2 separate regions of the Mus musculus genome follow, and region 2 is linked to region 1. A link is a loop called in an ENCODE intact Hi-C map of the cell type or tissue named here. Cell type or tissue: heart. All regions are shown on one strand.

Region 1 (5,000 bases):
GTTGGTAAAAATGAAACCCAGCAGGGTCAGGAGCAATAGAGCAAGCAGTAGCTAGAGGCAAGGGGATCCGAGCCTCAGGGATGAACTGAGCACCTGCCCTGGGCAAGGACCCCTTATCAATTCTTTTCTCTAATTGAGTAAATCTCAATTAGTTCTCAGCAAGTAGACCTCTGAACAAGTGTTATACTGTGTCACCTGCAGAGGAGGACACAGAGGCACAAAGTACAATTGCTTGTTCAGGGGCCATTGTCAGAAAGCAAGAAAGCTGGGATCCGAGCCCAGGCCTAACCTTTTGGGCACTCACATCTTATCCACTTGACTTTGGATGTTGTGAAAATCAGTGAACTCTCAGACTTCCTTCGAAAGAAGGATGTGTTGGCTAGGATCAAGTGGTCCATTGAGCAGCATCAGCTCTCAGGCAGCAAGAACCCTTGAGGACACAGGGATGTGACAGGACTGGTGAGTGCTGTGGAGAGACAATACCCACCTGGCTTCCCATGTGAACATTCTGTGGAGGTTTTCAACATTAACCTTTCTTTGTGAACCAGTGCTCCTCAGCAAGATGGAGGCCAGGGAGAGTCACATCAGCGGGGCGCTCTCTGCTGTATGAAAACCAAACAGTACGTCATTTTCTTAGACATAAAGAGTGCTTCCTAGGCCCTTCCCCATCTCCCACACAGGAGCTGACCAGTAGAGGTACTGTCCTCATCTACATAAAAGGAGTGTGGACCCTACGTCCTTCTGCCTTCCCAACTCATTGCTTTCTTGGTTTGGGCTGAGGTCATTTGTGTTTGAGACAGGTCTCAACACATAGTACAGGCTGGCTTCAAACGCTTTTTCTGCCCCAGCCTCCCAACTACCAAGATTACAAGTTTTGCAGCAGTGCCCAGTTGTACTTCACAACTAGGTGGTCACCTCAATTCATCCCCAGCCTCTACCACTCTAGAGTAGAAGCCATTATGGTAGTGCACCTCAGAGTCATCGGCAGGACCCTATGACATCACGTGAAGACGGTACTCTGGATGACACAGGGCTTCCCTGGCTTACAGTCCCCTTAACCCCGTGCAATGGGGAACGTCTCCTTACTGTGGTCTTCAGAGCTGGGGCTTGTGAGGAGAACCAAGCACCTTACTTTCACTGCCAGCTTCAAGGGTCTGGGGCTCTGACTGCTGGCTAGAGGCTAAGAACTCTCCTGGAAGCCCAGCCACTCACAGGACTGACAGAGCAAGTGTCCACAGGGGAGGAGATGTGGATTATCGGAACAGGGAGGTGAGCAGCTGAAGAGGCCAGAGGAACCTCAAACCCAGCTACAACCCACACTGGCCAGCTGGGAAGGTGCCTCACAGTGGCAGGGCTTCTGATCTTGTAAGAGAGAAGCTGAACATCTGGCCAAGTTTTAAAATGGACTTCCTCCTCCTCCTCCCCACTGCTCCTCCCTGCCCCCTTCTTTCCTGATGTGTGTGTGTGTGTGTGTGTGTGTTTGTGTGAGTGTGAACTGTATTTCTCAATCTCTTCTCAGTGAACCCAAAGCTCCCCTATTTCTCTAGACTAGCCTGCCAGTGAACCCCGTAGATTCTTCTCCCGTTCTAGGAATTACAAGCCCATGGGGAGACTCAAACTCGAGCCTTCCTGCTTGAGTAACTAGCATTTCATCCACTGAGCCGTCCTCTCAGCCTCTTAAATGCAGTTTTTTAAGTGCATCTAATTTAGCAGGAGTATGAACATGGGGAGGGGTAGTTTGGCTTAGAGAGTGGTTAGGATCTGAATTACATTGTTGTCATTGTCCTCAAACTTTGACAAGGACAATCCCCTGCTGTGTTGAGTGTGTAGGTACATGCCCAAAGAGCACCTATTTTGAGCAAGGCTATGAGAGTCTCCAAACGCAGAGATAGATTGTCCCCAAGTTTGTCAGCCAGAACCATTCCTCCCATGTGCGTGAGCACAAAAACAGAAAAGACACTCAGGTATCTAATGTATGACATTTATTGTAACCAAGGGGCCCTACACCCGTGTGTTGGTACCTAGACATGTGAACTCCTGTGCCCACTGGGCTGTGCCCTCCGTAAGATGTGCAGCATAGGGCAAGGCTGCTTCCTGAGATATCCCTGAGGGGTGGCACTGTCCACAAGGGCGCACGGTAGTGGCTGCTGCAGCGAGGAAGAGAAGGCGCCTGCGCGTTAAGGAGTCGAGAGACACAAGGCACCCGCAGGGAGGGCCTAGCGAGCTGGAAAAAACGCTGGTATCTGTCCTGCTTCCAGGTCCCGGTTGTCCGCCCCGTCCCCAGCCCCGCAAGAGGAACAGTGGGGAGGAAGTGGGAGGGAACAGAGAAAAGCTGGCAGTGTGGCAGCTGCACCCTGGGCGCTGTGGGAGGGAGGAGGGCGGCGCGCAGCCGCGGCCATTAGTCACCAGATGTCACCTTCTGCTGCCAAGGCGGCGGCTGGCTCAGACAATGGCCGCGCGGTGGAGGGGCGGGCCCGGCCAACCCCAAAGCCTCGCCTCTGCTGACACCTACTGCCCTAGGCCCACACTCAGGCTGCCCAACCTCGGAGCTCTTTACTGGGGCCGTTTCCTTGCCTGGCCCCAGCACCACCTGCTCCACATCCCCTCCCGTTTATCTGCAGAGCCGGCTCACTTTTCAGTGCTAGCGGCACCTCCCGCGTTTCCTGCTTGCCTCCTTGGCCCTCCTCCAATTTCAGAACCTGTCTCTCAATGTACAGGACTGTCTTGACTACAGAATGGGTGGTGTATGGTGGGGCAGGGACTCCCATTTTACCGCCCTGTGGAAAGTGCCTGGTACCTAGAGCGCTGATCTCCAACGCTGTAAGATAGTTTATCTCTGCAGTGGTACACTTAACCCCATTCAGAAAGAAAAAAAAAAAAAATCCTTCCCTCACTCCAGAAATCCAACCATGGAATTGCTGCATTTTCTCTTCACTGGGCACAGATCCTTCCTCCATCACCACCCAAAAATTAAAAAATTAAATAAAAGGGAGTCACCCTTTTATGATGGCTAACGCAGAGCGAGACCTTTCATGTTCATTTAAAATATGCCCAGGCCCACTGGAGTGCGATGAAGAGACCACTAGCTTGTGGGATGAAGAAGTTGTCTTCTATATGAATTGAGAGGACCAGGAAGGAAACACGTTAAGCTCTGTCAACCAAGCATGCATCTGAGCTCCAGCTTTGGATTTTTGTTTTTATAAACCTTTCCAAATGCAAACAGTCTTAGCCCAGGGACCATACAAAAGCAAGCTCCAGACAGGCTCTCCGTTCCCACGTATGCATCGCTCAAGTGGTCATACTTGCAGCATCCAGGGAAGAAGCTTGGCATGTCTGCAGGCTAGGGTCAGGGACAGACAGTCAGACTCACCCAGGTTGGAGTCTCAGTTTGTCCCTGGGCAGCTCGTGACCTTGACCAAGCCTGGGGGTAGGGGTGGGGGTGGAAAAAGCTTTGGAATATTCTTGAAGATCTGCTAGAAGTGCATGGGTTTCTACCATTTATCCCTTACTGCACTGCCCCAGGGCTATATGCAAGTTCAAGTACACACTCTGAACCTCAAGCCAGAGTAGAAGAGAAGACTGAGTTATAGCCACAGAAAAGGAAGTCACCTGTGCCAGATAGATCGGAAGTAGAATCCCAGCCTTGCCCTAGCCTGGCTGTGTGACCTTTCAGTAAAATAACACATCGCTCTCTCGCCTCTGCTGCTCCCATCCCGGCATGCTCAGGGTGGCTGGTTGGTCTTGACCAGAAAGGCACATAACCCCACACCTGAAACATGACAAACCAAAGGGGATGGTGTCACTGCAGCTGTTGTAAGCTCTCTGTATAGATATTCAGATGACCTTAGGTCCTAAGGCCCTCTGACTCTCATCTATACCCAGGGCAGATGAGAGATGGTGGCCATGTAATCAGGGAGTACTGCCTGGAGGAGGAACTAGTATGACCTTATCCCTTCATGGAGCCACTGGTCTCCTGGGGTCGGGGAAACAGTTGAAGGGGGAGGAAAGATAGCTTTGGATCTATGTTGTCCCTTGGGAACGAGAACCCACAGTGACAGGGACAGAGGAGCTTCCCTCTTTCTGCACCAACCAAGATTAGACCAGGTGACTGCTTGTAGATTTAAACATCCTTGCTGAAAATACAATACCCTTTATTACGAAGGTCATTCTTGCATGATAGCAAATTCAGATGAGTCCAAAGGAGACAAGTGACATGATACCCCATCCCCCATGCTTCCAAGCACACCCAGCAAAGTCGGACGTGGTTCTAGGAAGTTCTGTGTCTTCTTTCATGTTTTGCTTTTCTGGTAACAACTGAGAACCTGGGAGCCTTCACTGCTCAGGGCTCAAATATCTGCTCTTAAACACTGAGTCCCATAGCTTGAGGTGGTCAAAGGCTTGCCCTCCATTCTCCTGTTTCCAGGCACCTCTGTTACAGACGCTCTAGGCTTATCTTTTCACACATTTCATAGATAGATGATAGGTAGGTAGGTAGATAGATAGATAGATAGATAGATAGATAGATAGATAGATAGATAGATAATTGATAGATGATACATAGATGAGAGAAGATAGATGATAGGTAGATAGGTGATTGATTGATAGATGAGATAGATGATTGATTGATTGATGATACATAGATGAGATAGATAGAAGATAGATATATGATAGGTAGATAGATTAATTGATAGATGAGGCAGACAGACAGACATAGAGACAGACAAGATGACACACCCCTATAATGTCAGCATCCATAAGACAGAAGGAAGAGAATTGCTGAGTTTGAGGCCAGCCAGCCTGGGCTATGTAATGAAATTTTGTGACAAGGGGCCTTATATTGAAATAATTTTTAAAGCCAAGTTGTTAATAAATGTAATAAATTTTGTATATGAATATATACACATAGAATGCTTATAATTATATATAGTATAAAATCTTTTCAGCAGTGCTGAGCATTGATCCTAGGGTATGAATTTGCTAACCACATGCTCTGCTGCTAA
Region 2 (5,000 bases), 520 kb before region 1:
CCCAGTCGTGCGGTAAGGCAGTGTCTTCTACAGCTGAGACAGAAAGGTTGGTGTTTGGCTTGAGAGCATCGGGACAAAGGCCTCCTTCACGGGTCTGTTAGAATAAGAAGGGGTGCCTTTTCTGAGCTGAAGTTGCTTGAACTCTACTGAAGGGCGTTTAGATTTCCCACGGGGGAAGCCATGATGCTGAGACCTCTGGATATTCACTGCTACTTCCTCCATTCCTCTGCTTCCATCCTTCTAACTCCCTTCCCCCAACCCACTCTCACATTGTTCTCCTGTTCTGGGCCAGGTCAGCACGGCAAGACTGCTATCAAGGAGACATGTGTAGTTCCGGGTCTTGGGGCTCATTATCGACTGCAGCAGTTGCTGTGGCTGCTGGACCATCAGGATCTGTGGATGTGTTTAGACAGATGGAGGAATTACAGATGGGCTCAGGAGCTGTACGCGGGATACTGGAGGTTGGTGCTTTCTCCCTGGAGGCTGAGATTTGCAACTCTAGGCTAGATTTGTAAACTGTCAAATCTCAAGGCATTTGAACTCTGCTCTGAGGGGGCAGTGTGAAGTTATAAGCCGTGATGGTCATGATCACAGCTGCCTGTGCTTTAAGAGGTAGGGGATTGAGCAGGAAGGGAACACAGAGATGGTAAGAGACACTGGAAGGGGATAGGATAATGTTAAAATGGATGATGGTGATGTTTGCTGACCCTGATGGTACCGATGAGGTGATGATAAAGGCAATGGCAGTAGTTGAGGGAGTGTGCTGGTGAAGATGGTGATGGTGGTGGTGTTGACAGCAATGGCAATGACAAAGTGATGATGTTGACCGTGATATTTGTGTGTTTGTGGTGATGGTATCGACGGTGTTGATGATGATTATGGTGATGGTAGTAGTCTTGGTGGTGGTAATGGTGATGGGTCATGGTGGTAATGTTTGTAATATTGGTGGCGATGTTTATGGTCTTGGTGGTGACAATGATGATAGTGGCTTTTTTTTTTTAAGTTGGCAGTGATGCTGATGATTATGGTGATGATAGTGGTGGTTGTGGTGCTGCTGTTGATGGTGGTGACAGCGATGGTGAAGGCTGTGGTTGTGGTAATGTTGGCAGTAGTGAATCCTGACCAGGAGAGAATCTAGAAGGTGCAGAAGAGCTGATGTAATGGTATTTGATGACAGGAGCCATTTGCATTAGGGGAGGTGTGAGGTGATGGCTTTGGATGTTCTTATAGCCTATCGGATATCTAGGTGGTGTCCAGTGGACAGTGAGTACTGGGATCTGGAATTTAGCCAGACAAAGATGAGAGCGGTAGAGAATACACCTGCTTTGGGCATGAGATGCCCGAGAGAGGGCACAGAGGGACAGAACCAGAGCCAGGGTCTCTGTGGCTTCCTGATGTTCAGAAGGGTTTCCGAGTCTCCAGGCTTCCTAGGCTCTGCCCAGGGGCTGGAATCCAGGCTTCTCTGCTTGCCTCTCACCAGTGTCACACTCAGTGTTTTTATTCCTCGCCAGGTTCTCAGGAGGATGACATTTGAAAAGGGAGCTCTGTGCTAAAAAAAAAAAAAATCTCTTTCTAACCCAGGTGAAGGAATTGCCATCCTGTGGGGTTAAGAGAAGGGCCTGGGTGACCCCTTGTGACAGCTGGTCCAGGCTGGAATCAATCTGGAGCTCTGCAAAGGGATCGTGGTGTGTGGAGCAGCCTGCGAATAGGGATCTCTTTATAAGGAGGCTCCCTTCTCCCTTAACAAGCCCAGCGAGTCTGCAGTGGGTCTGGTGGAGGGGGTTGCAGCAGAGACGGTGGCAGGGCTTGAGGAGGTGCCTGATTACAAGTCCTCTAAAACCTGGGCTATGGCTCCAGCCAGATGTCGTCCCAGTGAGCACGTGGCCCTGCTGTGGCCCCAGTTTGGCTGCCGATGACTGCCTGGCCTTTCCTGCCCTCTCCTGCCACAGGCCCTCACACCAGGCCGGAATGTCCTCAGGAAGCGGCATCTCGCTCTGCAGAGGGAGCTTTGCTTCTGGACTCCTGGCTGCAGCTCCAGCCAGGATGTTTTGCAATGAGCCTGGGGAAGCGTCCATTCCGGGAAGATCAGGGAGTGGACGGTGCTTGCCAGCAGGGGTCTGGGTGAGAGGGCAGCCACTGCCTGCTGGGCTGGGGTGGGACAGCCCATTCCTCAGGCCCTGTGGGACCTTGGCCTCTAAGCTGTTTATCTGTCTGTCTGCCTGTCCATCTGGATTAGAGGGGCTGGCTTGCTCACTTCAGTTCCCCAAAGGGCTCCCAACTGCAGGGCAGCTTGAGCCTTCTTTCGCTTTATTTCATCTTGGAATGTTTTTGAATATGACTCAAAAGCGATTACAAATTGAAAAGGTACGCCTGCTTCCAGCCACACTGCCCCTGCCCAGGATCCTGGGCCCCAGGAGTAAACTCCCTCAAGTCCCTTTTGTAGTTTGTTGTCTAGTGTTCTGTTTGCAAACAGAAGTGGCTGCTCCTACCCCAGAGGAATCATGCTATGTGCGATGCTTAGGGCTTTGTTCTCCAAAGGGCCACATGACTGTCTGCACAGGACTCCAGCAGGGGTCATCAAGCGCCATGTGGATCCCTCACATAGGACTGTCTGTATTTGCTTTGGAGGAACATGCTGGAGGTGCAAGGCTCTCTACTTTCTTAAGAGCCAGTCCCTTCTCTGGTCTAACCTGTTCCTCCTACTTTCTCATGTAGCCACATTGACAGGAGAAGACCCCGAGGAAGCATGCCCAAGGGAAAACTGTAAATGACAAAGCCGAGGACTTCAATTCAGGTGGACTGGGATTCGACTCTTTCCTCTTTGTCTGTTGTACTGTTGGGAACTTTAGACCTATGGAGTCTTCTATTTTTAGGAGCCAGACCTTCGAAAATTGGAGAGGGCCAGCCAGTATGTCAAGATCTCACGGCTGCCCTTCCCTCTTGTCCTGACACCTGAGCTCTCCTGTGTGTGAAGGATTTCCGCATGCCCAGAAGACAGCTTCAAGCTTCCAGAGCCAGGCACACTTATAGAAGAAAGGAATAAAACCATTTTACAGATGTGTATGCCGAGGCAGCTGAAAGCAATTGCTGACTTGGGTCATGGTTTAAGTCAGGGTGGGTTCTGGGCCCCTGGCCCTCACATGTCCCTACCCAGCATCCTCTTTACCTGCTCTTCCCCCATAGTGTCACTTTGTGCTTTGTCCCTGAAGGCTTTTACCTGTCTTCTCCACTTTTCTCAGCCTTGTTTACCTGACGGTTCCTTTCCTTGGTCTTCACTGGCTAAGGTCAGCCTCTGGTGTGTATGTATGTGTGTGTGTGTGTGCACATGTGTGTGTGCATGTGTGTATGTATGTAAGTGGGTGTGTATGTGTGAGTGTGTGTGTACATGTGTGAGTGTGTTATATGTGCGAGTGTATGTGTATGTGTGGGTATGTATATGTGAGTGTGTGTATGCATTCTGTGAGTGTATATGTAAGTGTGAGTATGTGTAAATGATTATGTGTGTATATATGGGTGGGTATGTATATGTGTGAGTATGTATACGTATGTGACTTTATATGTGTGTGTATGTGTGAATGAGTGTGTGTATGTGTGTGTGTTAACTGAAGCATGATCTTGGTGGTATATTATCCATGTTCCTTCAGAGTTATGTGTCTAGAATTCCACATGCCCTGTTAGGCTATCAATTCTTTTGAGGAAAAAAGTTGATAAATGGCCTTCGGTGACCCTCAAACTCTTGTGTTCCAAGGGACGATGAAACGCACAATCTAACCTGTTCTTCTGAGCCACCTTTGATGAGCAGAAGATCTTGGAACTCTCTCTCTCTCTCTCTCTCTCTCTCTCTCTCTCTCACTCATTCTCTCTCTCTCTCTCTCTCTCTCTCTCATTTTCTCTCTCTCTCTAGGCTTAATTTGCCCTCCTTTAAAGTAAGGCTAAGACTCTTTTTTTTTTTTTTAACTTCCAAAAAGCTCTGAGGGTGAAATAAAGTGTTCACTGGATTTCATGGGGCATAGTTTCTAGTTCTGAACACTCTAAATTTTCAGGCAAATCAATTCTGTCTGTTTATGGCTGTGTACATGTCTACTTGTATACACGTGTAAATCGGAATTTATTTTGGAGACTAGGGTGGTATATTTGAGTATGTAGTACTTGAATATGTTAATTAGAATTTAGTTGTAATTCTGTCCTTCCTATACCCCTTTATGGGCAGAACATGATTGGTCTCCTTTGTTTCAAATCCAGCTGTGCTGGCACCCAGAGTTCCCCAAATACTCTCTTCTTTGGTGCAATCCCATCTACAAGGCTCTGCAGAACCCCCATGACAAGTACAGAGCAAATGCATCCATCAATAGCACGGAAGTCAACAAAGCAGTGTCTCTATGGGTTACCCTTGGGGACAGAAAAATGATCTGCCATAAAGCCATTCTGCTCAGCCACAGTGACAGTTCACATGTAGTGGCATGTCCACACTTGGGAAAAGGCAGACTCAGAATTGGCAGGTCTGGGTGGGGCTGGTGTCCTGTTTTTGTGACAAGCTCCTGGGGATGTCATTGCTGGTCCAGGGACCACACTTTGCATAGCAGGATTATAAAGAATCCTCTGTGAGAACAAATTCCTCCCCATGTTCGTCCCTGCTGCTGTATTTGGAGACAGGTGACCACCTACAGCTGTTTCTGAATTAGGCCATCAAATATACCAGCAGGAAGCGATCTGGTCTTTCGATGCTAGACAATAAGTCCTGGCAGGGAGAGAATAGGCAGACAGGTTAGAGACTGCAGTGGATGAGGTACAGTGACCATTGTTGGAGACAGGAAGGTCCTTCAGGTCTGTGCGACATTGGTGGAGTCTTTCTGAGGAGATGACAATCTCCCACACTCCTGTTACTTCCCCTTTCTCAGCAAATAAGCTTTGAGTTTGTTAGTGGTTTAATTTTTTATTTATTAATTTTTAAAGAGACACTTCCCCCCTTTTTTTTTCCTTGGGTCTGGAGTCATTAAACA

The links. Hi-C counts contacts between places; a loop is a spot of excess contacts. Peaks named below come from ENCODE experiments on the same cell type or tissue, not always from the same donor. Only the 100,000 strongest peaks of a DNase experiment are listed, where the experiment ranks them.
Region 2: it touches region 1 in a loop (2.4-fold over the local background); 2 of 42 quality-filtered maps call a loop at or near these places.

The regions. Positions count from the first base shown.
Region 1 is chr14:24,776,683-24,781,682 of GRCm38, reverse strand. It overlaps Gm31838 (a long non-coding RNA gene), which reads right to left and starts at 605. Exons shown (of 7, transcript XR_874416.2): 1 at 488-605. In heart, CTCF peaks have their summits at 2,302 and 2,506 (motif pointing left); DNase peaks (open chromatin) are centred at 1,352 and 2,332; H3K4me3 peaks cover 1,112 bases; H3K27ac peaks cover 2,878 bases.
Region 2 is chr14:25,301,682-25,306,681 of GRCm38, reverse strand. The region is part of intron 2 of Zmiz1os1 (a long non-coding RNA gene); the gene reads left to right. LOC115486423 (a long non-coding RNA gene) reads left to right here. Exons shown (of 2, transcript XR_001781198.1): 2 at 293-3,061. Among named protein-coding and RNA genes, the nearest start is that of Gm41113, 75 kb to the left of the region's middle. In heart, a CTCF peak has its summit at 2,066; a DNase peak (open chromatin) is centred at 2,021; H3K4me3 peaks cover 564 bases; H3K27ac peaks cover 2,110 bases.